Regions from separate parts of the Homo sapiens genome. Here region 2 is linked to region 1. A link is an interaction called in ENCODE POLR2A ChIA-PET data of the cell type or tissue named here. Cell type or tissue: A673. All regions are shown on one strand. Links, peaks and the distances in the headings refer to the core of each region. The heading gives the core; the rest is flanking DNA. Region 1 overlaps SORCS1 (sortilin related VPS10 domain containing receptor 1). Region 2 overlaps LOC124902553 (a long non-coding RNA gene).

Region 1 (16,300 bases), core at 5,035-10,034:
CAGCACCTTGCCTCACTAATCTCCTACAGATGGGAGGGAGCTTTGAGGAGAGGCACATGAGGATCCTGGAGATGCTGAATCTCTAGCTGGCCATCTTTGGTCACTTCCCAAAATGCCAGGTATCTCATGTCGACCTCTATTTTTAATTAGGATTTACAGCCCATTCTTCCCTATGTCTTTCCATTCATTTATTTCTTCAACAAATAGTTTTCATACTACTACTCTAGGCAAGGCACTGTGCTAGAATAAGAGTGTTATACCTCTTTCATACTTTTCTAATTAAAATGAATTGAACTGCAACTCTGAGGACTCCCTGTGCTGGTTTGAGTGAGCCTCTTTTGATTTTCCAACACTTTGTCTTCCACATTAAATTTGGGAGACTCCAACTGAAGAGGATCAATGAGGATGTTTCCTATGAGATAGGAAGCCTGGCAGGTTGGGGATCAATTGAGTTCTACAAATAGGTGACTGCCTCAGGCCTAGCCCATTTCCCAGATTCATATGGGGTATCCTCAACCATAAACATCTCTGCCTGACAAACTTCTGACAGCAGCTTTGCTATTCTTTCTGTGCCTGAACTACATGAAGTCATGGACATCAGGATCTTTAGGACACCCTCATTATCACCAGGGCCTGTGTTATACCCTGTTGGCTTAGGGACATAGCAAAGAAGGAGGCTGAGCATACTAAGAGGTTTATCAGAACTTCTTTCTCCTATAGTTTATAGTGGGCTTTGCCCAGTCCATAATACTAAAGGGGCCTCTGCTGAACAGGCTTTTGTTTCCCTCTTTCTCTGAGCCTTCTTTCATGATTACCCTGGGAAAAATGGGGTTTCTTCATGCTTTGTGCCAATCTTTTTTGCCAATCAGTAACTCTCCTCCTTTATACAGACTTAAATCTTTACTTTAATGATACTATGATACTCAGAGGTCAGAGAGCACACATGAAATCACTGGGATCATCCTAAATAATCAAACTCTCACCCTAATGTAAGACAAGACCCCCATTTATTCTCTCAGACTGTTTGACACTCTTAAACACAAAGTCCATTAACCTGTTTCTCCTTCCAGTTAAAATCAGTTTTATTTCACAAACATTTCTATTCTACTGTGAGAGTGGAAATACCAGGTAACAGCAACCGTCACAGGAGGAAATTGCCCTGCGAAATTGTCACACATTCAAAACATTTCTCACAAGAATCTTCTGGAATCAGATCGCACGAGATTTTCGTTAAGGTGTGAGAACACCACAATTCATCTCTATGCTTTCTTTTCCAAAGTACATGGCCAGGTTTGAATTACTTTGCATATATCAACTCTTTCGCATACAGTATATGTTTCCAGGTGGGAAAAGGCAGGGATATTTGAAAAAGGCAGGTTCTAGAGGAAAAGACAAAGATACATGAAACTGAACCCTGCTGTGCAGGATGCAGCAAGGTCCATGGGCACAGAAGCTGGCATGCTTGGGAATGTACAAAACTGACAAAGGGCTCAGAAACTTGTGAGTAGTGGGGGCAGGGGCGGCACAGGCCAGGCCAGTATTTAGGAAACGTCAGGGTTAATGTCCAGAATCTAGCAATATGTTTGGGAAGAAAAACTGAGAACAGTTGAAGGACAACTTACTTGGGGTTTGGAGGGAAGAGATTCAAAGATATCAACAGATCATGGTCACACATGGATGACAAACAAATGTGAAGACAGGACAATGGGTAACTAATGGGATTCCATTTCCTACTGCAGTTGGGGCAGGAGTAGGGAAAGCTGCAAGGGGAGGCAATCATGGTGGAAAGAGGTGAACAGGAAACCAAGGTCCGTTTCTGACATGCTTTGCCTCCCTGCCTCCCTTCCTTCCTTATTCTACCGGCACAAAGGGATCTTCAACTCGCATCTTTGTTCCTGTGGCCACAGAGAGTGCAGAAAGCAGCCTTGTGGCCACTGCTGACCAACAGAGCTACCAAAGCTAACTTAGAAGGGAAATGACAGTATGGAAAGTGGAACAGAGAAACAGCTCAGGGTTTCAAACTCCTGTGCACGTCTTTGTGTCTTATGAAAGGAGCTGGGGTAGCTAATCCACCCATCAGCCTTTAATGCTAAAATAGCTGATAAATCTAGAGCCAAGAATATTTCCAAAAATACATGCAGATTTCCTTGGCCTATATATGTTATGAATTTTCTACAAACACGACCGATCAGAAAAAAGAGAGAGAAGAAGAAAGAGGGAGAGGGGAGTGTTTTCCATTAAAATAGAGCACCTGTACACTGCCCCTCCAGACATGTTCTCAGAGTATTGTCCACATGCACAGGCTTAAAGCTAAAAACCCTTGTTGTCTGTGTCTGAAGAATTAAAAAGTCCCGATGCAGTGAGTGTTTGTTTGTTTGTTTGGATTTTGATTGTTTATATTTTATGTTTTGTTTTGTTTTTGTTTTTGTTTTTTTACTGGCGTCCTCCATTCAAACATTTACATAGGTAGGGATTTCTTTTGTGCTTTGATTCTCAGCAACTATGGAAATACTTCCTGGCAAAATAGGAAACAGAACAACAAAGGAAAGAAAAAAAACACAAAGTTAGTGGTCATGAAGGATGATGTACTTGACAAGAGCGAAATTCTTTCCTGATCAGCAGGTCGCCTGTAGCCTTTGGGGGTTTTCCTTAAATTGCATACTGTGCCCCAGCAGATCCCCGCTTTGGCGTTGAAGGCGGAGTGGCGTGTCTTGCTCTTTGCAATCGGAGAGATGAGTCACCAGGTTGAGTAGAAGGGGAGGGAGGGGAGGGTAAAGCTACTCTCCTAAGAGAAAACGTGTAACACTTACTCATTTAATGACACTGGAAAGGGAAAGGTGTCAGAGACTTTGCAATGTGCTGCGATATCTTCCTGGAGAAGGAGGAATTACTACTTTAATAAAGCAAACAGAGGCTGTGCTTCATACCCTACGGAAATGCGACTGAGAACCAAACGATCCCCAAAAATGCACTTAGAAGCTTTAGGAATGAGTAGACAGGGTGAATGCTTCTCTGGACTTGAAGGCAGAAAAGACTTTTTTCTTTTTAGCCCCAAGCAATCACACATTTATTACCTTGCCTCTCCAAATAAAAGAAAGTGCACTGTGAAAATCGGACACCAGATGTGACTGCAGTTGTTATCATTATCTATGATAGGAGCCAGTCACTGCATTTACATTTCCCCTTAACACAGCCACAGACCTTTCCCATATTCATTTAAAGAGGGTTATGTTTCCGTTTACATACTCATTGTTTTCCAAGTAAGATTAAAAATTTTATGTAAAGGCCTTCTAGGTGGTTTGGCATTATCACATTAGAGTGGAGCATGAATGGTTATATAATAATTTATTCACTGTTGTCAGCAATGCAGGATCTAGATGTAAACATATAAGGCTTCAACTCCTAATGCCAACAGACAGGAGGAACCAGACAGAGAAATGGATCAGCAATAGTGGCTTCATAGGTTTGTCTAGCTTCCTGGAAAATTTCTGCTGCAATAAATAGCAGAATCTAGCAAGTGAACGTCAGATTCTCTATACCTCGTTGTTGGATTCCCATGCCTACTTCACAGGCAGAGAGAGAGCCATTGAAATATGAGAAAGTCCATTTTACAACTTCTGGTAAGGGACAGTCTAAAAAGAGGAAGAAATTTGCTAATCTGCTCTGTAATAGTCTCACCCACCAGTGGTCTCTCTCAGGATGCTCTACTGCCTGGATGTCTGCAAACATTATGCCTCTTGTCCTCAATCTTAGGTTCCAAATCTCCTGAGGGAAAGTTCCTAGACTACCAATAGATGTAAAAAAAAAAAAAATTCCCTGGAGGATCAGGCTGGCCACTCTCATTATGTCACTTCTCTACTGGTGTTCCAGAGCAGTTTGCCCTCCTTAAGAGCTGTATCCAGTTGAGGCTACCATGTTTCATTCTAGTCAATACATACCATGTCCTGCAAACCCTGCCCAGCCCTCTGGTCCACCAGCCTTAGCCTCTGAGGCCTCTCCTTCTTATATACTATTAAAGCAAATGCTTTGCTCTTTGCCCATAAACATATAACATTTTAACATTTTAAGCCCAATATTTTAGGGAGGGTTTTGCAAAAGGAGGAATAAACTAATGAGAGAAAAAAACTAGATAGAAGCAAGAGGTTTGTTTGTTTTTCCCCCATCCCAATCAGAGGAAGCAGGGAAAAAGCCATCTTAGCTGTTTCTCTCAGGGGTGTTAGAGCAAAAGAAAGTGGTTATGTCAAGCCAGAAAGGGGTTAGAGAGAGAGTCAGCCATTGCCTACTCAGCCGAACAGCTGGTGGCTACTGGGAATCATTTACCTATGAGCTGGGATTCCACCTTCTCATCTATAAGCTGGCCAGGCCTCCTTAGTTCAGTCTGAGGGACATTGGGCCTGCTTTCAGAGTGACTGACTGGACTGATCATCTCTTGTTCTTTCTCATTCTGCATCTGGGCATAAACATTAATCCCCGGGATCTTCCTAAAATATTAATAGAAACCATCACTGCTATGCACATCACTGTAACACATGCTTCTGAACCTGTCAGGGAGAAGGAAGAGGTCAGGGGTGGGGGAACGTGGATAGAGGGACACGCACCTTTTAAACTTGTAGATGACGAACACTGCCAGCCCCACAAACACCACTGAGAGCAGCATCAGCATGGCAGATCCACTGTGGGTTGGAGTGAGGTCCACCAGGGGGGCTTGTGGGGGAAACAGAGCAGAGAAAAATGAGCAGAGAACTGGGCAGGTGAGACTCTATGAGAGGCTCAAATGTTTCACACACAAGCAGAGGTAAGTCCTGGAAAACCATGTGGGATATACACACAAGATGCATGTCACATGGCTGACATGGGATGCATCTGAGCCCACCCCTACTCCCACCCCAAATGTTCCTGCTCTGCAGCAGAGCAATGAAAAGCACAGACCCCAGGGCCAGGCTGTCTGGATTCAGGTCCCACTCTAACTAGCTATGTGGTCTTGGGCAATTTGCTTCACCTTAATGTACCTTATGTGGTAAAATAAAAATAATGGTATATACTTCATTGGGTTCTTATGAGGATTAAGTGAGCTAATGTATGTTACGCATTGAGAAAAGTGCCAGGCACATAGTAAGTCATGTACCTATTAGATTTCATTTCTACTGCTGCTAGTATTAGTATTATTAATCAATATTTATAATATAATAATTATATTTTATTATACTCTGAGTGTAAGCTTTTTCCACAAAGCAAAACAGATTGCCAATAAAACCACCTGCAGGAATACATTTGTGAATTCAACCACCCCGTCACCCCTACTCCAGTAGTTGTCATGTGAGAAAAATAATTGGAAAGTTGTCATACGTGAGAGAAAGAACAGCAAAGTGATGGAGCATGCTTGTATTTTTGTACACAGGAAACTGATGGCCAAGTGAGTATTTCACGAGGGTAGCCGCGGAGATGCTGAAGGAGGGATATGCCACCTGGCTGTCTCCACAATCTCCCAAAAGCTCTGACAGCCCTCCCCAAGATGCTCCAGCCTCTCAAACACAGTGAGTTTTTCTCTCAGACAAAACAGAAGCCTCTGCCTCCATGAAAGAGTCTCCCTCCCTGAGTTTCCCCTTGAGGTGCAGTCTGGAAAACACTTCTCGCCACCTCTCCACCTTCCCCCATCTCACAGTCAAACCTGTTGTACCTGTAGACTTTGCAATTAATTTCTACCCTCTTAAAAGTTGACATTTTGCAAATGTAGTGCAGCTCGTGCATAAAAGACAAGCCACATGTACTCCAGGGAAGCCTTGGTGCTGACCTTTACCTTCCATCAACTTAAGCAAAGCCTGATACCCAGAAATACAGGTGACCTTTAATCACCATTTTCTGTGGTTTTCTCTGGTGTGAGCCGAGAGGGCAACATTCTAATCACCCAGGTAAAAAAGTTCAAGAATAAGTGACTATAATACTGATGGTCTCAGACAAGACTCTCAGTTGCTTCTGCTCTGTCTACTCTTTTCAGGATTACATCTCGGCCACTCTGTATTGATACTGGGAAGCATATTCCATCTAACCACATAGTTTTGGTGAAAAATGAAAGCCACCCCTTCCTTCTCAGAAAATAGTCATTTCAGGAGAGTTGGCTTTCAGGAGGCACTGAATATAAGGAACCCCCCCGCTATTTTCTCTCCCCTGTAAGTCAAACTTCACCTCAGTTTTGAAATGGGAATATGTAGGTTTGTGTGTAAAAGATGGGTGGGGTCCCACTGCCGTGGAACGCCCAAGGCAAATTTTCTTTTGGTTCAAAATTAGAAAACAAAGCTCTCAATGCCATCGGCAGAGAGGTTCAGAAATTCTTCAGAACTCACCCTGCAACTGGTAGGATGTCATCAGGGGAAGAGAACACCTTCCATTTGTCATAGACATTATCACAATTGATTTTCACAAATGGAAGGCAGTGACTATGATCCCCATTAAACAGATAACAATGAAGTTCTCATTGGTTAGTGTTGTTTTAAAAGGACTTAGTACTTACTAGTAAATGGAAGAACCAAGACTTGAACCTGAATCGTCATACATACACACACACACACACACACACACACACACACACACACTTTCTATATACTCAATCCTGGGCTAATTTCAGTAAAAGACATATTTCTGAGGATGGGGATTAGGACTAAGACTATAGCACAAAAAGCAAATTAACAAGGAGCACAAGTTAAAATACTAAGTTTTAAAAGGAGCAGTAGGAATAATAAATCATGTACGCTTACGTTTGGAAGACAGGTATGTGTATACATATATGCATATGTGTATATATATGTATGGATATGTATGTGTGCATGCAAACACACACACACAGAATACAGAAATGAAGCCTCATGTACCTACCACTCAGCTTCAACAACCATCAACCAACAGCCAGTCTTATTTTATCCAGTCCCCACAACCTCCAACCACTGGATTATTTTGAAATAAATCTTGGAAAACTTATAATTTAACCACCTATAACTCTAAAAGATAAGATCTCTCTCTCTCTCATCATTACCACAATACCATCATCACATCAAGGAAATTATATTAGGAAGATGTTTTAAAGGCAATATTCTAATGCAAACCCTTAATTTGTCAGGGAACAATGGAGGCTCGGAAGGGGCCACAGATGATTGGGATGGTTAGAGGTTGAAATAAAGCTAAACTTTTCACTCCTAACTAAATGCTCTTTCAGCATAACCAGAATACCAGTGATATGAAGCAACTAAGAATACTGAGCTTGCTTGAAAAGGTTGGCATTTGAAATAAATGGAAAACTGAGAGAAAATTACTTTGTCCAAGCTGTCAGCAACACAGCAAACTCGCATATGCATGCATGCACACACACAAACACATACACACACACACACACACACATGAACCTTTTCCCTTCTCTTTCCTTCCTCCTATCTCTCCCCATCCCCAGGTTGTCTTTCGATTCTAAATCATTTACACTTAAATCATCATTCTTCAACAAGCAGCATTAACACTGTTAAGTAATTAGCATATTATTCTGGGAAAATGAACTTCTGTATCCCAGTTCTAAAATGTGTGTTATCCATTCACCCTCCCCATCTCTGCATCAGTCAGTCATTTCTCAGAGGCAGGAAGCAGGAAGCAGGAAGCAGCCAGCAGCAGTGGCCAGAGACTGACTACCACTGCCCTCTGTTCCGTGGGTGGTGTCTGCTTGCTGATTGGTGCCTGAGTATAAAGGGACCTATTATTGCTCCATACAACAGCAGCTGCATTTCTTAGTTTGCCCAGCACTTAGGTGCATTTGTGTGTGTTTTGCTGAGGGATGGAAACTTGTGATAAATGGGCTTTAGCTTGTTGTGTGGAATTAGCATACTTTAATCCCTTTCCAGTTGCAGCTTAAACAAGGTAGACGTGTAGGGGAAAGTGCTGAGCAGTTTTTTGCCATTATTCATGCACAAAGTAAAACATGGATACCAGCAGTACTCCAAGTGACTCAACATTTTTAAGCCTGCGTACTTGCACATATCATTTCTAAAATCCTCTGAGGAATTTGGAAATGCATTGAATTTTTATATTTTATTCATGAGGACCTGGAACGATAATAATGGGAACACTTACAATAATAACAACAATCTTCTTGTGAAAAGTGATTGCCACGTAGTAAGTGCTAAATAAATGGTTATAGTTGTATGTATGAGAACAAATTCAAAATTCCACATTTGGGGTTAAGTAATGATATGAGCCCTTTTCAGAATCAAACCTGGCTCTGTCACTTATAGACTAAGTGACTTAAATTAAATCTCAGTTTCCTCATCTGCAAAATGGAGACGAAACTAGTGTTTAGTCTAGAAATTTGTGAGATTAAAATGAGATGGAATTTATAAAGTACTGTCATAGTATTTGGGACAGACTACATGCCCAATATTTCTAACATTGTCATATTATTGCTATCATATTTCTGAAAGTGTATTCTTCTACAGAAAAAAAATCCTGAAAAATGATGACAGTTCCCTGGTGAGATAATTTGGGGCAATGATACATACAACATTCCCCATATGGAGATTCACAATGCACATCAGTATATTAAATGATCACAGCAGCCCTTGCAGAAAAGAACACATTTAACTTTACCATAGTCTTTCATAAACTCATTTGACCACAGACCCTTTGCAGAACTAGGTTCCACATAACACTCTAGGAAATGCCTCTCCCCAGGCACTGCTTTCCCTGTTGCTGCAGTTTTTTCGTTTTGTTTTGTTTTGTTTTTAGATGAAGTCTTGCTTTGTCACCCAGACTGGAGTACAGTGACACAATCTCGATTCACTGCAATCTTCTCCTGTGTTCAATCAATTCTCTTGCCTCAGCCTCTCGAGTAGCTGAGATTACAGGCACCTGCCACCACGCATGGCTAATTTTTTTTTTTGTACTTTTAGTAGAGATGGGGTTTCACCATGTTGGCCAGGCTGGTCTCGAACGCTAACCTTGAGTGATCCACCCGCCTTGACCTCCCAAAGTGCTGGGATTACAGGTGTGAGCCATTGCACCCGGTCCCCCTTGCTGCAGTTTTGCCCTTTGCTCGGTTTCTTTCCAAGTTTTAAGGTCAATAACATGGTAGCATCACCCAGTGAAGCCATGCAGAACAATCTTATTGTTGTCCAGTGTTCACTTTCATTCTATCAAAAGGACATTCCTGGAGAACTGCTACTTGCACTATGACCCCGAAACTTTCAACTCTAATTCTAATCCAAGAGTTAGTGTTTTCAGGATGTTGTAGAAGTAATTTACCATACCTTGATATTCTTTTTTCCTCTCCTGACCCCAAAGTAGACTCAATTCAGGCTTGAGTTATATGCTTTGAATATCACAAAATCCATGTGGTCTGAAATATTTTTTCAGAAATTACAGTGATATGGGAATAGCACAGAGAAAGTTTATCCAGAATGCAGAATAGGCAGAAAGGCTTCCATTTACAGAGCACTTTCAGTTGTCCAATGGGCCTTCCCTCCATTTAGAAACAAATCCAATCATCAGAGTCTTAAAGTTTCCTATGTTATTGGGAAAAAGCCACAAGACTGCAGACTAGACTAGGTGGGAATTTCCAGGGAAGTCTCTTGTTAAAGTAGCCAATTGGGAGGCCATTAGACTGAGGCAGCTCTGGCGTCCTGGGTTCCTATGTAACCAAACCAAAACCCAAGTAAAGAGTAAACAGTCATATTCTAGGAAAACAAAACTTAAGCTTAATCAATTAGAAACCACTAGCTAATATCTAATGAGAGACTTTCTACTAGAATTATCCAAAGAAGGCTATTCCTCCATTTTAACCGATCAAATATTTTCTTTGCCTAGCTTTCACCTTCACCCCATAAAAGCCTCATGCCTTTTAGGGAGCCCTAAATCAACTGTGGTCTAGTGCTAACTGATTAATGAATCATTGTTTGCCCAAATAAACTCTTTAACATTTTAATGTGTCTCAGTTTGTCCTTTAGTAGCTCTAATGACAAGTGAAGCATTGTTTCTGAATTTAAACTGAGGGTGAATCTTCAGTAATATCCAGTGACAGGGAGTTGAGGTCACTTAGCCAAGTAATGACAAACATCAGTAACTCCAAGACCAACCATCATCATAATAAACAGACAAGAGGAGAAGAATGACTTATGGTTTTCTAAGGTTGGAAGGTGATGATTCCTGGCTACTATGTGAAATATTCCTCAAAGTGTAGCTTATGGACTACCTGAATCAGAATTACTTGGAGCACTTGTGAAAATATTGTTAGCTAGGCTTCACTTGAAAAAAAAACATGTATAGTCCAAAAAAAATTAGCCAGGCATGGTGGCAGGCACCTGTAGTCCCAGCTACTCGGGAGGTTGAGGCAGGAGAATGGCATGAACCCGGGAGGTGGAGCTTGCAGTGAGCCAAGATCGTGCCACTGTACTCCAGCCTAGGCAACAGAGTGAGACTCTGTCTCAAAAAAAAAAAAAAATGTATAGTCTTTGAGAGTAGGTCTCCAAAATCCATATATGTGACAAGGTACCCAGGTAATTATTATGTATAACAGTTTGAGAATACCGCATAGCAGGCCCCAGATATTCTCACTCATAAAACTTCCAGTCCTGTCTTTAGGGCATGCCTGACTTTTATATTTTCTGGATCACTAAAACAAAGCAAAAATACCCCCCTACACACACAAATGTTCCCCTTTGCTGTTGATAGTAGCTCAATCTGGTGATGGCTCCAGAAGAAAGTTTGTTAAACTACCTAAAAGCATCTCAAGTCTCCCCTAAGTGAGCAGTCAGCCTCATGTAGATATGGATTACATTGCTGGCTCAATCCTCTACCCTTCTCTGTGTCTAAACTTTGTGCAATGAGTTTGAAGCTTGTCTCACCTAAAAGGCAAGAGGTAAAATCTGTTTCTTCATGTCTTGAATCTGAGCTATTATTATAATCTGCATCTGGCAATGGAATGCAATGGAAGCAATGGTGTGCTAATTGTGAATTTCACGGCCTTGCATACCTCTGCTTTTTCTCTTGGAATCCTACCACTGCCATGTGTGAGCAAGACCAGAACAGTCAAAGGATGAAAGGCCATGTAGAGGCCAGGTTAATTATTCCAACCAAAGCATGCTAGAGCAGCCTGCAGGCAGCTGACCCGTAACATGTGAGACAGACCAGCCAAGATCAGCAGAGCTCCCCAACCAACAACCCATAGCTGATTGCAGACAGACAAGTGAATGTAGATAAGACTAGACGCATAAGCAAAAATAAATGCTTACTATTAAGCCACTGAACTTCTAGGTGGTTTGTTACATAGCAATAGCTTATTTACTTTCCTCAAAAGTCTCTTTCAACTGGTTAAACATTCAATTACCAATTATTACCTTTGAGCTCCACATTAGCCAATTTTTGGTATAGTCTTCTATCCCCACTCTCAGGGTGGCAGGGTAAAAGTAAGAAGACCATACATATTATTTTCAAAGATAAGACACTTTAAGAATGAAAGGGGGCGCTATTAAAGCTTACGCTGATATAGCATAGATAACCCAGGACAGTCCTGATCACTCTAGGTATCAGAAACTTGGTGTCTAAAGGGTAGCTTGTCCTATGTTCTGGCATCTTGTCTGTATTTTATATGTGTTATCCTTCCCCTTTGCTTTACTTTTTTTTTTTCTTTTTGCTAATTTCTCTTGACTATCTGCCTTGCCTTCCCCTGGGATACTGCATTTCTGACGCATGTTTGTGCCCCTGTTTCTGTTCATCTGACTGTTCCTTGCTGACCATTCTCTGACCAAGAGTTTCCAGACATATCCTCTAGCCTGGCTAACTCAGTCTAGTTACCCTGTAATCATTTCAGCCCCTTTTACGGTCCCCCGTAATCTCAGAAAAAAAGAAATGGTGAAGAAAGAATTTATTAGAAGCTAGGCCAGGCATGGTGGCTCATGCCTGCAATCTCAATGCTTTGAGAGGCTGAAGTGGGTGAATCTCCTGAGGCCAAGAGTTTGAGATCAGCCTGGGCAACATAGCAACACCCTGTCTCTACAGAAAATAAAAATATTAATTGGATGTGGTGGTGCGTGCCTGTAGTCCTAGCTACTCGAGAGGCTGAGGCAGACAGATCGCTTGAGCCCAGGTGTTCAAGGCTGTAGTGAGCTATGATGTGCCCCTGCCCTCCAGACTGGAAAACAGAACTAGATTCTGTGTCTAAACGAAGCCAACGAGCAACCTCATTGCTGCACGCTGGTAGGTAGATGAAAATATCACATTTAATCATATTGCGGGGAGGGATATATTTAGATATATATCTACATGATAAACCCACTATTGTTTATAACACCATAATGATTAAATAACTATGAAAAGCCGCTGGGTCTATGTATCTGTGCAACTACCTAATTACTTGAAGATAAAAAATATATTTATTTTGGGGAAAAATAAAAGGAAGAAAACATATCGGTACCAAGGCTTTACTTAAAAAAGACTTGTAAATGATTACTATGTAGATAATACGGTGACCGAAAACTAAAGAGACAGATAAACTTACTGGCTGTGGAAGAATTTCACCAGTACTAATTTCATCCCTAAATGGAAAATGTTATTGCAACAATTTACTTCACTTTACAGTTCAGAGTTCCACAACTCCTATTTGGCATCTGCATCCATAATGTTGTGGCTGAGATTATATTGTAGTTTCTAAAACTTCTTGACGAACGGTAATTCTCCCTTCAAGTGGAAAGTCTTTTTCTCAATGTGAAATTGTAGTGCAGAATTCATGATGTATCACGACCTAGGTCGAAATTTGAAGTTTCTTATTCCCTCCCAAATTTACTCATAACACATCCAGTGGTAGCAACTGAAGCCTGGAAATATTAATTCTCTAATATCTCTGTGATAACATCTTTTTATTACACCTGCAAAAGAAATTAAACCAGTCAGCAGCAGCCATAGAGGCCAAGATAACACAAGATAACAGTTTTATTAAAAAACCCACACATACCCTTGACAAAGGACAGTTTTCCTGAACCGAGCAGTTTAAATAAGGCAACTGATAGACAGACAGGAGGAGGTAGAAGCAAAGTTCCTGTGTATTTTTTTTGGGGGGGGTCATGTTTTTTTATTTAACCTGAGGTTTGAGGCTCTTCCTTTGATAAATATTAACCCTTTACCATTTTTATAATGTGCGTTTATCCAGAACTCCAGACGAACAGCGACCAAACTGGAAAGCCCAGCGTAGGGCAACCTCTGAATTCTGAAATATGTACAGACATATAGTGAAATGTAGCTGTATCATTTTATGCTCACACTGGCACATGAACAGCATCTAGATAATATTATTTGTTTAACTCTCATAAAACTCAAGGCTGTTCAATTACATCTGCCATTAAGATTCCAGTTCACACTTTAATCATGTTTCAACTGCTTCATGGCCACAGCTCTTGGCTGGCCTTTGCCATTCATCTAGATTATGGATTTAATATGCCCCAGATTCAGGGGCATGTTTCATTTTCTCCCCCTTCCTCATTGTCATTTGCCCATTCTGCCAATTAGGTTAGCTCCAAATATTCCAAGAAATTAGATTTTAATATTTATTACTAATTTCCTCCTGTACTTAATATCACAGGCTCTCCTTATTTAATTCATGCTTCTGTTTTAGTGGATGGCTTGAGTTGTAAATCAGATTTATTACTGGAGATAGTCGTTCACCTTTCCTTGTTATGCAGATGGATTTCTGTCTGTGAAAGGCTGTTGAACAGTGGTTGTTAAGACCAGTGAAGAGGCCACCGTCGTAAGCATCATTAGCAGAAACTTGCTAAAAATGAAGATTCCTGGGGCCGGGCGCGGTGGCTCATGGCTGTAATCCCAGCACTTTGGGAGGCCAAGGTGGGCAGATCACGAGGTCAGGAGATCGAGACCATCCTGGCCAACACGGTGAAACCCCATCTCTACTAAAAATACAAAAAATTAGCCGGGCGTGGTGGCAGGTGCCTGCGGTTCCAGCTACTCCGGAGGCTGAGGCAGGAGAATGGCGTGAACCCAGGAGGCAGAGCTTGCAGTGAGCCGAGATCACGCCACTGCACTCCAGCCTGGGTGACAGGGCAAGACTCCATCTCAAAAAAAAAAAAAAAAAAAAAAAAAAAAAAGAAGATTCCTATTCCTGGCTCCTTGGGATTCTTCACTGTGTGTGGTGAGGCTTAGAAAATCTCTATCTTTATAAAGCTTCCTAAGTTAATTGCAATGTAAAGTCACGTTTGAGAACAGCTGCTATTTATAGCAGATATCTCCCACCCTGAGTTGGAAAGAGTTTTCTAACTATGGGGCAGGGTTTCATGTATCTCAAATGCTTTGAGGGAACTAGTCAGCTCCAGCTCTTTTAGTTCTTTGAGCAGAAGTCCCACCATCCAAATTGCAGTTCATTTGCCCAGTACATAACTTACGAAGGGCACATAATCCCTAAAGGGTTGTTATTTGCTATTTAGGAGGTATCCATCTAGTTAGGCTTTTGCCTTCTCAAATAAAAGTCAGTGTTGCCCCTTGCTTGCCCTCTTTTTACTTTCTATTCTCATGGAAACCTTACCTATTCTGTCTTAGAAGAGTCAACAGGTTTTCAAGTCATTTCCCACTCCCTCCTTCTCCCCACCAAATATAAGGACTAAATTTACTCATGACCAAGGGTTCTCATGAGAACAAAGATACAGGGTTTGATAGAGCTTGAAAGATTTAAATCGGCAATTAAGGCTTTAACTTATCACCTGTCAGCAGATTCCCCTCACCTGATGATCTGCTATGAGATGGTAAATTAAAGCTCATAGTTGAATGTATATTCTGGTCCTGGTCTTCTCACCTGAGTTTCCATTCCATATTTCCAGCTTCCTGATGGGGTTTTTCACTTATATGTTTGATGACATCCAACCCAACATGAACCACCAAATTTATCGTCTTTGACGACGAAAAAAAAAAAAAAAAAAAACAAGCTCCACCTCCCAGGTCTCCATCTCGACTAAACAAATTACCATATCTTGCCACTTGCCACTTGAGTTGTAAACTTGTGTGTAAATACTTTGTTAAAAATAGAAATGATAATGGAGTTTTGCCCAAACCTATTATTAAAGGAAAAAACCCCAAAATCCTTCTAGCAGCCTTTTTTTCATTTTCCAAATTCATTATACCTTATCATCTCAAATTTGCATTAATAAAATTTCTTCACTAGCGCACAATGGATGATGGACAACAAAGTTTATAATATACTAGCATATTATTTTTCCTGAATTTTATCCCTCTCCCTTTGCTCATTATTTTACCCTCAGTAAATATACTAATTATGAATATTTGAGGGTATATATCTAGAAGCCCCAATCCATGTCAGACAACACATAATTTTATACATAAACCATATAATTCCACCTTTCTGTGCCTTTGTGCAACCTGGCCTCTCAACCTGCAATGCTTATTTGCTCTTTTTTTGGTGAATTCCTATTCAACCTTAAAGACTCAGCTTTACTGAATCTTCTGCATAGAACATTTTTTCATTCTCCTCATTTAGAATTTAGTAAAGTTTCATGCAACTAGTATTTGTGCCTCAGGTCTAGCCAGCTCAGTGTGAGTGAGGGCCCTCACTCATCTCATATGCCCTGATAAACTATAGGTTTAAAGGAATAATTTCAAAGTAAGGCATAGAGTCATGTGAAGAATAAGATGATAAATCTAAAAATGGATCCTGCCCTTGAGTACATTTCAAGTTACTAGGGTCAATGAGAAAACTATTGGCACTTTAGGGATATTTTCTTAACGGCTCAGGTTTGTTCTTCCACAAGTAACTATATGGATCAAATGGTGTGCATTAGATTCAGGGCCTTCCAGATTCTTGCTAGAAAAACTCTCCCTAAAATGACATCATAGCTGTTTTATGTTTTTGTTTTTGTTTTGAGATGGAGTCTTGCTCTGTTGCCCAGGCTGGAGTGCAGTGGCATGATCTCAGCTCACTGCAACCTCTGCCTTCTGGGTTAAAGTGAATCTTGTGCCTCAGCCTCCCGAGTAGCTGGGGCTACAGGTGCACGCCACCATGCCTGGCTAATTATTGTACTTTTGATAGAGATGGGATTTCACCGTGTTGGTCAGGCTGGTCTTGAACTCCTGACCTCAGGTGATCCACCCACCTCATGCTCCCAAAGTGCTGGTATTACAGGCATGAGCCAGTGCACCCAGCCCATTATAGCTCTTAAGATACACGATACAGAAGGCTAGGGCAAATGCATACACGAGAGATGGGGAGGACAAGGGAGGCATCACAGAAGATGTGAAGAAGGTTTGGCTGGTTTGTTAA
Region 2 (16,300 bases), core at 5,064-10,063, 520 kb before region 1:
GTACAGTTTTGAGAGTTCTTGGTGGGCACTTGATTATGCAAGAGTTTTTCTCTTCCCCTCTGGCTACACTGCCTGGAATTTAGCTCCGTTTTGCTAGTTTATATATCAAGGTTTAAAAAATATTCAGCCACACATAAACACAATGATAATGTAAATTGTCAACTAATAACAACTCACACTCTTTCTCTACAATACTGTTGTTCAAATATATTAGTCAGGGTAAATTATTTTTAGTTTTTAAGAGTTCCTCTTCATCCCACTATTCTTCTAAAGATGGTATCTGGATGTTTGAGGGCAGGATGTATGGAGCTGCTTTACTTTAGAAACCAAATGAAGAGACCCATAAGCTCTCCTCTTCCTAGGTGTTGCTAGTCTAACCTGAGTTGTAGATGGATTTGCAAAGGGACAATTGGCCCTAACTATTTCTTTGGTGCATTGAACTAGAACCCATTGCTGAAGTTCATTGTCATGATCATGTCGACTCTCTCTGGGAAGATCCATGTTTATCTCAGACCTCTGTTGGTTCACCTGTGTTCTTAGTACTTCCCCAAACCTTCTCTTGGGCACCAAGTCATTTCTGGAAGCTTTATACACACATGGAGGCCACAGAAGACCAAGAGCTTGAATTCAGGGCTGTTGGCATAGAGCACTGTGCCTGTATACCCAAACACCACTCAAATCAGTGTCCTCAATAGAGATGCCCTCTGATTAGTCTATCAGGAAAATATTTAACATTTATGTAGATTAGTTACACAAATGCAGGTATATTCAACATTCCTCATTGGTAGATTTAAAAACTCATCATATCTCACCAGATATTCTCTTTCCATTCTGCTACCCCACTCAACAAACACTTTTAATGTTTCATGTTTTAAGAAGAAAGAGCTGTAACACAGAAGGACAAGGAAGAGCTGGAGAAATCTGATACCTCTATAGTGGAGTGTGATGATCTATCTTCAGAGGCATCATTTTAAAAGTTTGCCTGATGCAGGCGGAGCAGTGAGATTGGGAACAGGAGATGATTTTAATTGTCTACCATCATGCTGACATTCAGTTTCAATAGGGCAACTAATTAGCAAACTCTATTTGCAGAGGTGGAAAAGAACTACCATTAGTGACAGGAAAAACCCTAGTCTATTAAACACTTTCTGTGCACCAGTTCAAATCATCTAAAATTCCCCTCTTATTCCAGACATTATTTCTGCAACCAGTTTTATGCAGGATTTAATCAGATTTCTGCAGGTTAAAGACTACAGACTTCCAGAGTGTCTCACCTGGTGCCACTTCTGTGTGCCTCTTGTTTTCACCAATGGTTTCTTTGACACTGCACCGTGGGACTCTTATGAGAACTCTTCCAGTACTCAGATATATGTCACTCAAAAGCGTAAGAAAAATGGTAATTGTTGAGCCAATCTTTGACCAATGTAAACCAATGGATGAATGTTTCTCTCTCTTGTTCCCTGAGTGGAAAGTTCCAAAACGTATTTTATAAACCTGTTCAGAATGTTTTGTAAGAAGAAGCGACAGTTGCCCATAGTAGTAACAAATGGAGTAACACATTTTTATCTTGGCTTTCCATCTTTCCAGTGTAACTTCTGTCTCTTGCTCCTGCTACCCAGTATCAATCCCTCCTCCTCCAAGGAGAAAACATACTTGCCTGTAAATCTCTGGCTCAGGCTTGGCTTTGGGGGAATCTGGAGGTAAAACACCTATGTAAGAGTTGACATGAAATAACTTTTTATTCTTTTAACTTTTTTATTCTTTGTTTTTACATCTTGTGAGATGCTTCCCTTGAACCTGCTATTAACCTGTTCAGGGAGATTTTCTTTCTCCTCCCTCCCTCCCTTCCAGCCTTCCTTCCTTACTTCCTCTCTTTCCTCCCTTTCTCTCTTTTCTTTCCTTCTCTCTTTTCTTTTCTTTCTTTCTTTCTTTCTTTCCTTCTTTCTTTCTTTCTTTCTTTCTTTCTTTCTTTCTTTCTTTCTTTTCTTTCCCTTCCTTCCTTCCCTCCCTCCCTTCCTCCTTCCTTCCTTCCTTTTTCCTTTCCTTTCCTTTTCCTTTCCCTTTCCCCTTCTTTATTTCTTTTCTTTTCTAGCTTTTTCCTCTCTCTCTTTCTTCCCCTGAAAATTAGACCTCCCACAAAAGTTTTACATAGGAGTGCACTTATTAAAGATGTTAGTCACTGAGATAACATTGACAACTATCCCCTTTCTTCCCCAGAACTGGAACTTACTCAGGTTGCCATAGGGGTCTGAGATACTCTTGTACTGAGATTAGAATCTGCCGCAGAATGGGTTATGGAAATCTATTCAGATGAGAAATTATTATCCTCATCATGGTGTTTCCAGTTATGGAGCCATCAAAATTGCTTTTATTTGGATGATTTTTGAAATAGTTTAATAGTTATATTCTATATCTTAGGATTCTTATATTTGAAATAAATATGCAGTCACCTATATCCTTATTCTTGGTGAGGCTGTATTTAATGTATTTTAGATATTTAAGGTGAAATTGAGAGATCTCCTAAAGTGATGACTTCAAACTTTCTTGTTAAATTGAGCATAAGATAAATTACATTGATTTAATGAAAATGTTTTTATAGAAAGACATGAATATTGAGCTTGGTGCTAATATAGCAGCAATTGTGTTTTCATTGTCACTGTCATCTGCATTTTAAAAAAATTACCTGAAGGGTGAGGAAGAGGCAAGTACTCCACCATCCACAACCAGGGGGCACCCAGTGTCCTTTCTTTAGGGGGCTGAGATAAGGCATACTGTTTAAATACTGAGCTCCCCCTAACCTTAAAAAAATATGTTATTTGCTAATGTTTTGGGTTCTGGTTCAAATAGGCCAATTTTAACATAATAGATGAGAATGGAGCTTTTGTGTCAAGGCATAAAATTGTGTAATTGGGAATATTAAGGTGGGTTGAAGAACAAAGTTTTCAGGGAATGACTTTTTAGTTAGGAGTTGGGGATTGAAGAGAGTGAGCTAGGATGACTGGGACCCTGCAAAGGTTCGATTAGATAATCCAGAATAGAACCACTGTGGGGGCTGGATTTTGGTGCAGGCTGGAAGGAACACCACTTTTAAATGAACAAGGCCCAGTAACGTGAAATGGAGATGGAGGATCTCCATTCTTATTGATAACATTATATGAAATTGATGTTTAATATAAATACTGAAATTAATGTGACAGAACTGATGCTGTTTTCCCAACAATCTACTTCATGTCAAGAACTGTGCTAGGCACTGTAAACATAGCATCGCTGATGCTCTTAACAATGCTGTCTTACTTTATAAATGAGAACATTCAGGCCTAAGAAAGCCTTCTGACCCCCAGCTAGTAAGTACTACTGCTATTAACTGAAAGCAAATTCCTTTTGAGTTAAAGTCCATACTTTTTATACTATGTCACAGTAGATTTCCTATTCATATGGACGGCATAGAACAGGGATCTTAAATAATGGACTATTAAAGAAAGATATTAAGAAGAGCATAAAAAAGGTATGTATCAGTCAAGAACATTGGGATATATTGCTGGAGAACATTTTATTGAGAATTATTACTAGGCTCAGGCATCTTAAGAAACTCTGAATAGAACAAAATAGTACCAGAATAGATAGCATTATCAATGAGAAAAAAAAACATAAAATCATATGTGGTTATTATCAATGGCTACTTATTGCATCTTCAATTAAGGTGGCCTTATTAGGCTAAAAGGTAGTGTAATTTGGTATTATAAAATGTATAAGCATCTTAGAGCTGTCGGTTTCTTACCATGACGGAGGAACTGATACCAGACTAGCCCTGCCACTGTAAACAAAAATAAATTGGATGATATATATGAGGCTTACTCTAATGACTCCTTTTCAATATTTAACTGGAAACCTCAGCCATTTTAGTAGGGTAAGAAAAAAATAGTAAATGGCATAATGAGTAGAAAGTAAGAACTTGTAAAAGTCTGTAGGTATAGATAATATGAATTTATGCATAGAAAATTTTAGAAAATATAAAAACCTATGAGAACCAATAAATGATTTAGCCAAGTTGCAGGATATAAAATCATTATAAAAATTAATTGTATTTTTATATATTAACAGTAAATGATTAGCACATAATTCTTAAAATATTAAAAGTTAAAAAGTGAAATCAATAAAACAAACTATTTAGGTATAAATTTAATCAAAGATGGGCAAACTACAAAAGAATAATGATAAAAGTTAAAGGAAACTAAATAAATGAAGTGATACATAAGTTCATGGACAGAAAAACAATGGGGTTATGATTTTCATTCTCTCTAAATTAATCTATAATTTCAACACAGTCCCATACGTAATTAGAGCAGATTTTTTTAAGAAATTGACAAGTTGTTCCTAATATTCATATGAAAATTCAAAGGACCTTGAGTAGCCAAAATAATTTAGAAAATAAAGGACAAATTTGGAGGAGGTACACTACTGATTATATGTCTTACTGCAAAGCTACAATAATAAACATAAAGTAGTACTGAAATAAGGAATCTAGAAATAGGCCTACACATATATGGTCAAGGTAATTGAATAGGGAAATATACCATTTTCATAAATAGTCCTGGACTACTGACTATCCACACCAGAAGAAAGAGGCAAACCCTCCACTTCTAATTCATAGCATATGCAAAAATATTTGAAGTGCATCATAAACTTCAATATAAAATATAAAACATATAGGAGAACATAAAAGAACATCTCTGTAATCAAACTGAAATGATGTTTAAATGTAGAAAATGTTCTTTTTGTTTTTTTCTAGTAAATAGAAGTAGTAAAAAGTTTTAGATAATATAATTTGCTTCTAAGTAAAATTTCAAAAACGTACTTTCCTTCTCTAAGATAATTCAGTTGCTACAAGACAAAGAGGAAGAGAAGTGGTTTTGCATTACAATGCCCATAATTTTCTGGTGTAAATGCAATATATTTTACTCTCATTCTGACTTCACCTCTATCTAACTGTGACTTTGGATAAATTACTTAAACCCTCTCAGATTCAGCTTCCCAATTCTAAACATGGATACAGTATTATCTAACTCTTTATGAGTTTGGATAAGATAACATATGTAAAACCTGTAGAATAGTGCCTGGACATGTTGACATATGGTATATACTCAGTGCTGCTGCTATAGTTTTACTGACGATTATGCTAATATTAGTTATCATTCCATTATTTCATTACATGAAAGGCTATATTATATTGTGATTAACAGCACATTCTCTAAAGCCAGAATATCTGTGTTCAAATCCCAGGTTTGCCAGTTATTAGCTATGTGACTTTAGACAAGCCACTTTGTCTGTTTATGTCTCAGTTTCTTCATGGGTTAAATGGGAATAATGATCATGAGGTATGAAAGCTTTTAAGAGCTCAAAATAAGTTCACATTTAAAAAGTATATAAGAAAAACTTTCTGACATTGTAAGTGCTATAAGGTTTGCCACTATTATTCTCATTCTCGTAACATCACTGTCTTCTCTGTAACTGAAGATTAATTCTGAAAGAGGGAGACATTCCACTGCCACCAACGGCATGTCCCTTCCCCATATGTGTGCTGTTTTGGAGGGGATTATGTAAATTGATATATTTTTCTGGAATAGGTTAAGAATTTGACACTCTGAACTCTTGCCCTAGAGCTAACTTTAACTGCTTTAATCATCTTTAATCAATAACATACAACCAAAGGAAATTTTCATAAGTCATTAAGGTAAGCCATTTGTTGACACTTGTTGACTCAGGGAATCAGTGACATTATATTCACCAGCTTGTTCACCTTTTCCTGTTGAACATTTTCTTAGGGTGGGTTCCCTGGAAATAGACCCTGGGTATGAATTCCATGTAAGTGAAATGTTAAGAAACAGTTCCCAGCCTGGCAACAGAGTGAGACTCCGTCAAAAACAAACAAACAAAACAAAACAAAAAAGAAACAGTTCCCAGGAGAAAAGAGTAAGAGAGAAAGAAGTAGAATAGGAAAAATGAAGAAGCCAAGCAAATGTATGATTTCAGGCAATAGTCCACTTTAGAATTTGTCCCTGCCTTAAGCAAGGTATCTGGGGTCTCATGACTCTGGTAGTTCTTATACCAGAATGTAAGCCAAATAAGCACAGAGAATATATCGGTCTCATTCATCTCTGCACTCCCTGTGAATGACATACTGCCTGCCTAATGAATGTTTTTTAAATAGCTTCAAAAAAAGAAATTTGCTCTAAAATACTAAAACACTTATATTAATTGGATACGTAACGACTTGTAGAGTTTTCTGAATGAATCTCTCCATTTGGTAAGACAAAGCTTGAGGAGGCATTAAACATATCCATGGTCAGATATCTATATAGCCCCAGGAATCTTTAGCTGGCTTTGAACAAGTTCTCTCTTGGAATACACAAGTTTCTACCTATTCCACAGATTACTCTAAGGGAGTAAGGAAGGTTTAGAGAAAGGGAATATAACAACTAAACAAGAATTAAAAAAGAAGACAGGGCCAGGAGTGGTGGCTCACGCCTGTAATCCCAACATTTTGCAGGGCCAAGGCAGACAGATTACCTGAGGTCAGGAGTTCAAGACCAGCCTGACCAACATGGCGAAACCCCATCTACTAAATATACAAAAATTAGCTGGACACAGTAGCACATGCCTGTAGTCTCAGCTACTCAGGAGGCTGAGGCAGGAGAATCGCATGAACCTGGGAGGTGGGGGTTGCAGTGAGCCTAGCAGGCCACTGCACTCCTCCAGCCTGGGCAACAGAGCAAGACTCCATCTCAAAAATAAAAGACAAATGAAATGGGGAAACTAAAAGGAGAAAAACAAAAGGCAAAAAAAAATCACATCTCTATAATCTTCAACATCAAAATAATAATTCACATTTATTGAGTGCTTACCCTCTGCTACATGTTTTTATTTTTAAAAATTTGACAGATAACATTGTATGTATTTACATATTTTAATGAAAATTTACATACAATGTAGAACATAATCATGTACAACTTAATGTTTCCAGTGTATATATACATTGTGGAATAGTTAACGCTACTAAATTAAGAAATGCATTACCTCACACAGCTATCATTTGTGTGGTGAGAACACTCAACATTCACTTTCTTTGCTGTCTCTTAAACTTATTCCTCCTATCTAACTGTAATTGTGTATCTTTTGACCAACTTCTACCCATCTCTCCCCACTCCCTGCCCCAGCCTCTGATAGGCACTCTTGTATTCTCTCTTTCTGCAAGATCAACTTGTTTTAGATTCCACATATGAGTGAAATAATATAGAACCAAAGGAAATTAAGATCATGTGTTTTCTTTCTGGGCCTTGCTTATTTCACTTAACATAATGTCTTCCAGGTTCATCTATGTTGTTGCAAATGGTAGAATTTCCTTCTTTGTTTGGCTGAATACTATCCCATTGTGTGTGTATATATTTGTATAACATTTTCTTCATCCATTGAATCATTTAGGTTGATTCCATATCTTGGCTATTGTGAATAATGCTGCAACAAACATGGGAGTGCAGATATCTCTTCAACATACTGATTTCATTTTCTTTGGATGTATATACCTGTTAATGGAAATGTTGAACTATATGATAGTTCTATTTTTAATTTTTTGAGGAACCACCATATTGTTTTCCATAATGGCTGCACTAATTTACGTGTTTTTTAAATATTTTAATCAGAGATTATTTTGAATCCACTCCATGATGTTAATAAGTATGGACTATTATTATTTATATTATAAATATGTGAAAACTGAGAAAATTGCTCAAATCATATTGTTTCAAGCAATAGAGTTTGGCTTTGAACCCATGAGGTTTGATGGTAGATCTTAACAGAATTTAACATTGCACTTTGCTGTTTTTTTTTTTACTTTCTGTCTTGCAAAGAGCTTTCATGTACATTTTCTAATGCATTCAAATTTTACTCTTTACAGATAAGGCAAACAAAGCTAAATGAGGCAAGTTAATTAGCCCAAAGTCACAAACCTAGTAAATGATAAGCCTCAATATCAATCCAAGTATTTGTATGTCACAGCTCCCATTCTTTCTAGTTTATGGAAAGAAGTTAGAGAGAAAGAGAGGAAAAAAAGCCCCTTCTCCTCCCTGCGCTCAAATGTCAATGAACCTCACCATGTGTTACACAGAGGCAATGGTCCCTTCCCCAAGGAAATTAGCTCCAAAGCTCCAAAGCTTTTCCTCCATGCAGTGACCAGTATAAGGTGATATTCTTGGGGATTAAAAGACTTTCTGGCTTTTTCTTTTAGTACTTAGTATAGTGATTTTTTTTCGGGTTGAAATAAAAATGGTTGGCATGGATTCATAAACTCTGTTAAAAGTTATTTCTGCTTGCACTGCATCCTAGATATTGGTACAAGGATTTTTTTCAGAGGTATTGAAATAGCCTTTTGAGTATAATGCCTATTGTGTCTTAATCACAAGTCGCAGTTCATCCACAGTCCTATTTGCTAGGAAACTGTAAAGATGAAATTTTCACCACCGTATCATTCTCTATAAATGTAATCAAATCAAATGCACTGGGATTTCTGTCACTTTGGACAAGAAAGAACAGAAATCCCCTTAATTTTTCAGTTTCTTTATTTAGTCTTCTTTCTCTCTGAGATTTAGGTCATTTTGTGGGATTCGGAAAAAAATGTAATTGTTTCAAGTATAATGACAGCTATTAAATCCAATGAGCTACCTTGTTACTAGAGTGGAAGTTGCTTCTGCCTGTAGTATTTGGAGAAGCTTTAAATTTGTAAATCTATTTTGCAGCTTCTCCAAATATTACAGGCAGAAGCAACTTCCACTCTAGTAACAGATTTCTCATACAAACTAAGTTTAATATGAGATCTAAAGGAAATGAGGCTTCATAGTACACTTTTGTGTTATAGCATGACACACCAGCTAATGTACACACACAAATCCAATGGGTTCCCCTTTTTTATCTAGACAGAGGCCGTTGTCTTAGAAACCAAACCACGGTTTTGTTAGGTTTCAGTGGTTGCATTTTCCTGTACATTTAAGTCCATTTTCATAATGCTTTGAATCTATATAAGAAAACCTGATCAAGCTCTCAAATTTCAGTGCTAGTCTGTGTTCATAGGTACATTGAAGCTTCCATGAATACTCAATTTATTCCTGACAGGAGATTTATTCAGTGTCGTCAACTAAAACCAAAGACATTTTGCCAGCCTTACCCAATTGCATCAGTAATACTCCATGCACTGAACAAATCTATTTTCTGATTTTGTAGAAAGGCATATGTCACTTAGAGACAAAAATTCATAAAACGCTCAACTTTCTGAATCCAATTCAGTGTTTCCTTAAATTGCATTTGGGGCAGTCTCATGAGGAATGCATAAGTGTAAAAACAGCCTTTGGAAATAGGCAGGGATTTTAGGTGCCCTTTCTATCATTATGTTCTTTCTGTAATTATTTCCTTGGATTTTTTTTCCCATTTCTATTCCCTGAATAATGTCTCCCAATTTGGAATTCCGGAAGAATATGCGTGCATAGCTGGTGACTCTCAAAAGTGCAGTCTTTAAACAAGATCAAGTTATAGATTGTTAGAGTTTGATAGTGCCCTGGAGCCTACTTGATCCATCCGTGCCGTCTCTTAGATGGGGAAACAAAGTTCTGGAGAATTAGGGAGAGTCATCTAACCAACACTGCAAAGATAAAAGCAGAGCTGATATACAAATCAGAGTAGCACCCTAATAAATATAATGATGTTAAAGGTAATATTTGCCAGGGACTATGATAACCATGTTAAATGTAAAATCATTAAATGCTGTAGTCCGGCTTTGTTAGTACTATTGTTATTTCATTTTAAATATAACAATAACCATACGAGATAGACACTATAAATGTACCATGTGTACAGATGCAAAATAAAATTCTGGAACTTAGTTATGAGATGTGTCTGAAGCCACAAAAGTAGAGTGATGGGGCAGGCAGTGAAGCTCCAGCTGCATTCTTCCAAAGTCTGAGCCCTTCATCACTACACCTGCTTCCTCCTTCTCTGCTCTATTTTTTCTTTCCCTTCGTTTCCCCATTAAAGACCTCAAAAACATTTTCCAAAAACCGTTACTGAGCAATGGCAAAGTCAAGCCTGATTATTTTCCTCAGCTTTGTTCCCTCCCTCTTTGCTCCCTATCTGCATTGAATAACTCTTCAAAATGCAGGATGTTTTCTGAATGAACTCACAGTTGGTCAACATTATACTGTGCGGGATGGGAGTCTCCTGCCTTCCTCTAGGGCCCACCAAGTACCTTGTTGCCTTATAAGCTAGTCCAGACTTGGTCCAAAGACCCCTAGAAATCCTGTAAAGCTCATAATGTCACAACAAACTAAATTTAGGAATAAACCAGGACAAGGAGCTTGGTGGCATCACAGCAAACTCACCCTCATGCCTAGAGAATAAGCAATATTGAATAACTTCCTAGTTAATATGAGGATAGATTTTCTTGGCTGGAATTGAGCTTAACTTCTTTTATATCCTGTTTGCTTCCCTGTTTTGCCTAATTCACAGTACAGGAAAGCCTAGGGGCACTGAGATGCTGAAATAAATGTAACCTTTTTCTGTTGGTTCAATTTGTCAGAGTTAGACTGTATCTGGTTTGTGGTATTGGCAATGTGGAAGGTAGCATTACAGAGAAACCAGTATTTACTGAATTTACAAAATGAAGAATAAAAACTGAATTAGTTGAGTTTTTCATATCTTAATTTAAATAATGCATGTGAGGATAAAAAGGCATACCTATATTTATTCTTTGAAAAGATGAATATTTTAAAAATTTTAAATCATACAGGATGATGACTTTATCTTTCAAGGTTTTCTACTTCTGACTATATGAAAAGAAATACACATTTTTTTCCCTTTCAAATTACAGGGGATAAACTTCTCCCTGTCAGTGTGAATCATGCAAAAGCTCAGTGCTAGTCTCTTAGAAGTAATTAATCTTTGACATTCTCTTTTGAAAATTCACAATATTTCAGATTTATGATTCCACATGGATCTCTACAGTAGGTTACAGAAAAGAAAGCCTATTTTTTATGTTTGACACCAAAAATTCATCTGCCCAACAAATGTTGACTTCTATAATATTGTGAGGTTGCTGAGTGTGCTAATTCCTACTCCTATGAGACTTTTGATCTCATAAGCTGAATCAAATAGCTCACATTAGCTTCAGATAAAGTGTTGAAACTTGTACCAACCTCCCCAGATTCCCAAGGCCTGTCCATCATTAGTTTTAAAGCACCCATCACTTACAGTGAATTGGGTTCATTTAAAGGGTAAATGCATTTGTTATCATGCACATTTTACCCAGTGAAGTCAGAGGGGAGTTTTACTTCAAATATGTGTAAAGTCACTAAGTTTTCAACAATCATGATATGAACTATGAAAGAAATGAAATATGCAGGACCCATAGACAGGGTGTATTAATTTTGCCTCGCTTTTTATTGTTGTAAGTGTTTCCCTGGGGGATTTTAGTTTTCTCTATCTAATGTAGGAGATCAATCAGCTTCATCAAAAGTGGTGTAAAACTACTGTGCAAAACTTTATTTTTATGTCTCTTTAAATGAAGCTTGATCCAAATGCTAATGCTGAAGTCATTTTGATACGTACAAATCTATTATCAGCTAAGAGCCACCCATGTCCCTCACCCTTTATGTAGATGATCTAGATTGTAAGATAAGTGTGATTCTGTCACTATTGTCCTAGTCATGACTGAATCAACCCTTTAAGTATCTATAAGGGCTCTCGTAGCACATTTAAAGTAAACAGGAATGCCTCAGTAATATAAATTATGATTATGGTAAAAAAAAATGCTTAATATATAAAAGTTCTCTGTCTCTATCTGCTGAAAGAGAACTTAAAATGTAAAATAATAATTTAAGATGATTTTCTGGATAGGCAACAAATGCAAAAATAGATAAGTGGGATTACCTTAAACTAAAAAGCCTCTGCAGAACAAAGGAAACCATCAACAAAATGAAAAGATAACCTACAGAATAGGAGAAAATATTTGTATACAATACACCTGATAAGGGGTTAACAACTCAATAGCAAGAAATCAAATTAATCAATTAAAAATGAGCAAAGGCCTTGAATAGACATTTTTCAAAAGAAGACATACAAATGGCCAAAGGTATGTGAAAAAATATTCAACATCACTAATCATTAGGGAGATGCAAATCAAAACCACAATGAGGTATCATTTCACTCCTATTAGGATGGCTATTATAAAAAAGGCAAGAGATAAGTGTTGGGGAGGATGTGGAGAAATGACAACACTTAGACACTATTGGTAGGAATTTAAATGAATAAAGCTATTCTGAAAAACAGTATGAAAGTTTCACAAAAAATTAAAAATAGAACTGCCTACCATATGATCCAGCAATGCTGGGTGTATATCCAAAGGAAATGAAATCAGTATGTTGAAGAGATATCTGCACTCTTACGTTTATTGCAGTGCTATTCAGAATAGCCAAGATATGGATTCAACTAAAGAGTCCATCAATGGATGAATGGATAAAGAAAATGTAGTATATAATCATAGTGGAATAATATTTAACCATAAAAAGAATGAAATTCTGTTGTTTGCAACAACTTGAATAAATCTGCAGAATATTATGAAAAGCTAAATAAGCAAGGCACAGAAATACATATACTGCATGATCTCACTCATACGTGGAATCTTAAAAGTTGATGTCATAGAAATGGACAATACAGTGGTGGCTTACCAGAGACTGGGTGGTTAGCAGGGATGGGAGGTAGGGGTGATGTTGGTCAAAAATACATATTAATAGTTAGATAGGAGAAATAAGTTCAAGAGATCTGTGCTGACTGTAGTTAATGTTGACATATTGTATTCTTGTAAAATGCTAAGACGATGGATGTTAAGTGTCTCATAACAAAAATGGTAACCATGGGAGGTGATGCATTTGTTAATTAGCTAGGGTTAACCATTCCACAATGTATATATACTTATAAACATCATGTTGCATATGATGAATACATAATAATTTTATATGTCAACTTGAAAACTAAGTAAATATTAATAAGACAGTCTTCAAAGTAATAGAGAATTGGAGTACACAAAAAGATGAATCTATAAGGGAGAGAAAGAAGATAAATTACCTGACTGTGCTTTTCATATCTTTTCTCATGTAAGCCATCTAGGAGCAGCAAGCCTTTACTCTCCTCATTTTGTTGGAAGGCCCAGTGCCTCTCCTACCCTTTCCTCAGCCCCCTGTTCTGTCCATAATGTCATCACACCATGCTGCAATATGCACTTGTCTATCTTCCCAAACAGATTTCCTGAGAGACTAGAGTTTATTCAACTCTGGATCTCCAGAGTGTAGAATAATATTTAGCATGGAGTATAAACTTGGTAAATATTGGGAAGAAGGGCAGAAAAAGGAAGATAAAATAAAGGATATAGGAAAGAAAAATAAAGAAGAAAAGAGAGAGGAAGGTCATGGATCATTTATTTAAAAAACAAATTCTAGTTTTTCAGAAGAAAATTAAAAACACCAAAGTACATTGTTATAGTAAACTGATTTGAGAAGGATTATTTAATACCTAAAGACACATTTTCATGATCACAGAATAAAAGATTCAGGCTGACTCGACTTTCTTTTTAAAAAATTTAAGTTCTGGGATATATGTGCAGGATGTGCAGGTTTGTTACATAGGTAATTGGGTTCCATGGTGGTTTGCTGCACCTATCAACTCATCACCTAGGTATTAAGCCCTGCATGTATTGGCTATTTGCCTGATGCTCTCTGTTCACACACCACTCACCCCCTGCATGGCAGGCACCAGTGTGTGTTGTTCCCCTCCCTGTGTCCATGTGTTCCCATTGTTCAGCTCCCACTTATAAGTGAGATCATGTGGTGTTTGGTTTTCTGTTTCTGTGTTAATTTGCTGAGGATAATGGCTTCCAGCTTCATCCGTGTCCCTGCAAAGAACATGATCTCATTCCTTTTTATGGCTGCATAGTATTCCATGTTGCATATGAGCTACATTTTCTTTATCCAGTCTATTACTGATGGGCATTTGGGTTGATTCCATGTCTTTTCTGTTGTGAATAGTGCTGCAGTGAACATACATGTGCATGTATCTTTATAACAGAATGATTATATCCCTTGGGTGTACACCCAGTAATGGGATTGCTCAGTCAAATGGTATTTCTTGTTCTAGGTCTTTGAGGAATAGCAACACTATCTTCCACAATGGTTGAACTAATTTACTTTCCTATCAACAGTGTAAAAGCATTTCTATTTCTCCACAGCCTCGGCAGCATCTGTTGTTTCTTGACTTTTTAATAATCATCATTCTGACTGGCATCAGATGGTATCTCATTGTGGTTTTGATAAGCATTTCTCTAATGATCAGTGATGTTGAGCTTTTCTTCATATATTATGCTTTGAGAAGTGTCTGTTCATGTCCTTTGCCCACTTTTTAATAGGACTGTTTGGTTTTTTCTTGTAAATTTGTTTATGTTCCTTGTAGATTTTGGACATTTAGACTTTTGTTAGATGGATAGATTGCAAACATTTTCTCCTATTCTGTAATATGTCTGCTCCCTCCGATGATAGTTTATTTTGCTGTGCAGAAGCTCCTTAGTTTAATTAGATCTCATTTGTCAATTTTTGCTTTTGTTGTAATTGCTTTTGATGTTTTCATCATGAAATTTTTGCCTGTGCCTATGTCCTGAATACTACTGCCTAGATTTTCTTCTAGGGTTTTTAGAGTTTTGAATTTTACATTTAAGTCTTTAATTGATCTTGAGTTATTTTTGGTATAAGGTACAAGGAAGGGGTCCAGTTTCAATTTTCTGCATATGGCTAGCCAGTTTTTCCAGCACCGTTTATTAAATAGGGAATCCTTTCTCCATTGCTTGATTTTTTTGTTTGTTGTTTTTTTTTTTTTTTTTTGGTCAGGTTTGTTGAAGATCAGATGATTGTAGATGTGCAGTCTTACTTCTGAGATCTGTATTCTGTTACATTGGTCTATGTGTCTGTTTTTGTACCAGTACTATCCTGCCTTGGTTACTGTAGCCTTGTAGTATAGTTTTAAGTCAGGTAGCATGATGTCTACAGCTTTGTTTTTTATGCTTAAGATTGTCTGGGCGATACAGACTCTTTTTTGGGTTCCATATGAATTTTAAAGTAGTTTTTTTCTAATTCTGTGAAGAATGTCAGTGGTAGTTTAAGGGAAATAGCATTGAATCTATAAATTATTTGGAAAGTACGGCCTTTTTCATGGTATTGATTATTCCTATCCATGAGCCTGGAATGTTTTTCCATTTGCTTGTATCCTCTCTGACTTCCTTAAGCAGTGGTTTGTAGTTCCCCTTGAATAGGTCCTTCACTTTTCTTGTTACTTGTATTCCTAGGTATTTTATTCTCTTTGTGCAATTGTGAATGGGGGTTCATTCATGATTTGGCCCTCTGCTTGTCTATTGTTGATGTATAGGAATGCTTATGATTTTTGCACATTAATTTTGTATCCTGAAACTTTGCTGAAGTTGCTAATCAGCTTAAGAAAATTTGGGGTTGAAATGGAGTTTTCACTTATATAATTACACAATATTTCATGATCAATGTAAGAAAACAGAAAATATGATGGGCAAACAGAAGAAAAACAATACTCACAGGCTCAGAACAGTAACAAAGTCACTCTTAATGTTTTGCTGCAGAACTTTCCAGATGTTTGTTTCTCTGCATATATAAACGTGTTTATTCAGAAAATTTTAAAGAATATCATATATTTCATATATTTTTGAAACAACTTTTTTCGGTTAATAATACACTTATCAAGAAAAATAAACCTCTGACTTCTAATAATAGTGGAATAGCTCTATCACTCTAAGACTTATGCAGGTAACAATTATATAATGTAGCAAAACATTCATAGGACTATTTTTGCAGGCACTGGAGAATAGCAAGTATTAGAAACTGGAGTGAAGACTACCTGTCTTAGTCTGCTTCAGCTACCATAACAAAATCCCAAAGACTGAGTGGCTTAAAAATAGACTTTTATTTCTCACAGTGCTGGAGGCTGAGAAGCCCAAGTTCAAGGTGGATTTTATTCTGAGGCTTCTTCTTTTGGCTTGTAGATGGCCACCGTCTTGCTGTGTGTTCACATGATCTCTTCTTTGTGCACTTTGGAGAAGAAAGTTAGCTCTGATAAAAAAGTTGCCTCTTCTTATAAAGACACTCATTACCTCACAAGGGTTCCACTTTCATGAGCCCATCTAAACATAATTGCT

What was found. ChIA-PET counts read pairs that join two places held together with the same protein. Peaks named below come from ENCODE experiments on the same cell type or tissue, not always from the same donor. Only the 100,000 strongest peaks of a DNase experiment are listed, where the experiment ranks them.
Region 2: POLR2A ChIA-PET joins it to region 1 with 5 read pairs; 2 of 35 experiments call an interaction of 5 or more read pairs at or near these places.

Annotation. Positions count from the first base shown.
Region 1 is chr10:106,574,771-106,591,070 of GRCh38, forward strand. It overlaps SORCS1 (sortilin related VPS10 domain containing receptor 1), which reads right to left. Exons shown (of 26, transcript NM_052918.5): 25 at 4,599-4,704; 26 at 1-2,785. The coding sequence ends at 2,650. Among named protein-coding and RNA genes, the nearest start is that of LINC02624, 440 kb to the left of the region's middle. In A673, for the core only: no CTCF peak of the experiment used is centred there; a DNase peak (open chromatin) is centred at 7,691.
Region 2 is chr10:106,055,153-106,071,452 of GRCh38, forward strand. LOC124902553 (a long non-coding RNA gene) reads right to left here. Exons shown (of 2, transcript XR_007062380.1): 2 at 16,050-16,193. Among named protein-coding and RNA genes, the nearest start is that of LINC02624, 77 kb to the right of the region's middle. In A673, for the core only: no CTCF peak of the experiment used is centred there; no DNase peak of the experiment used is centred there.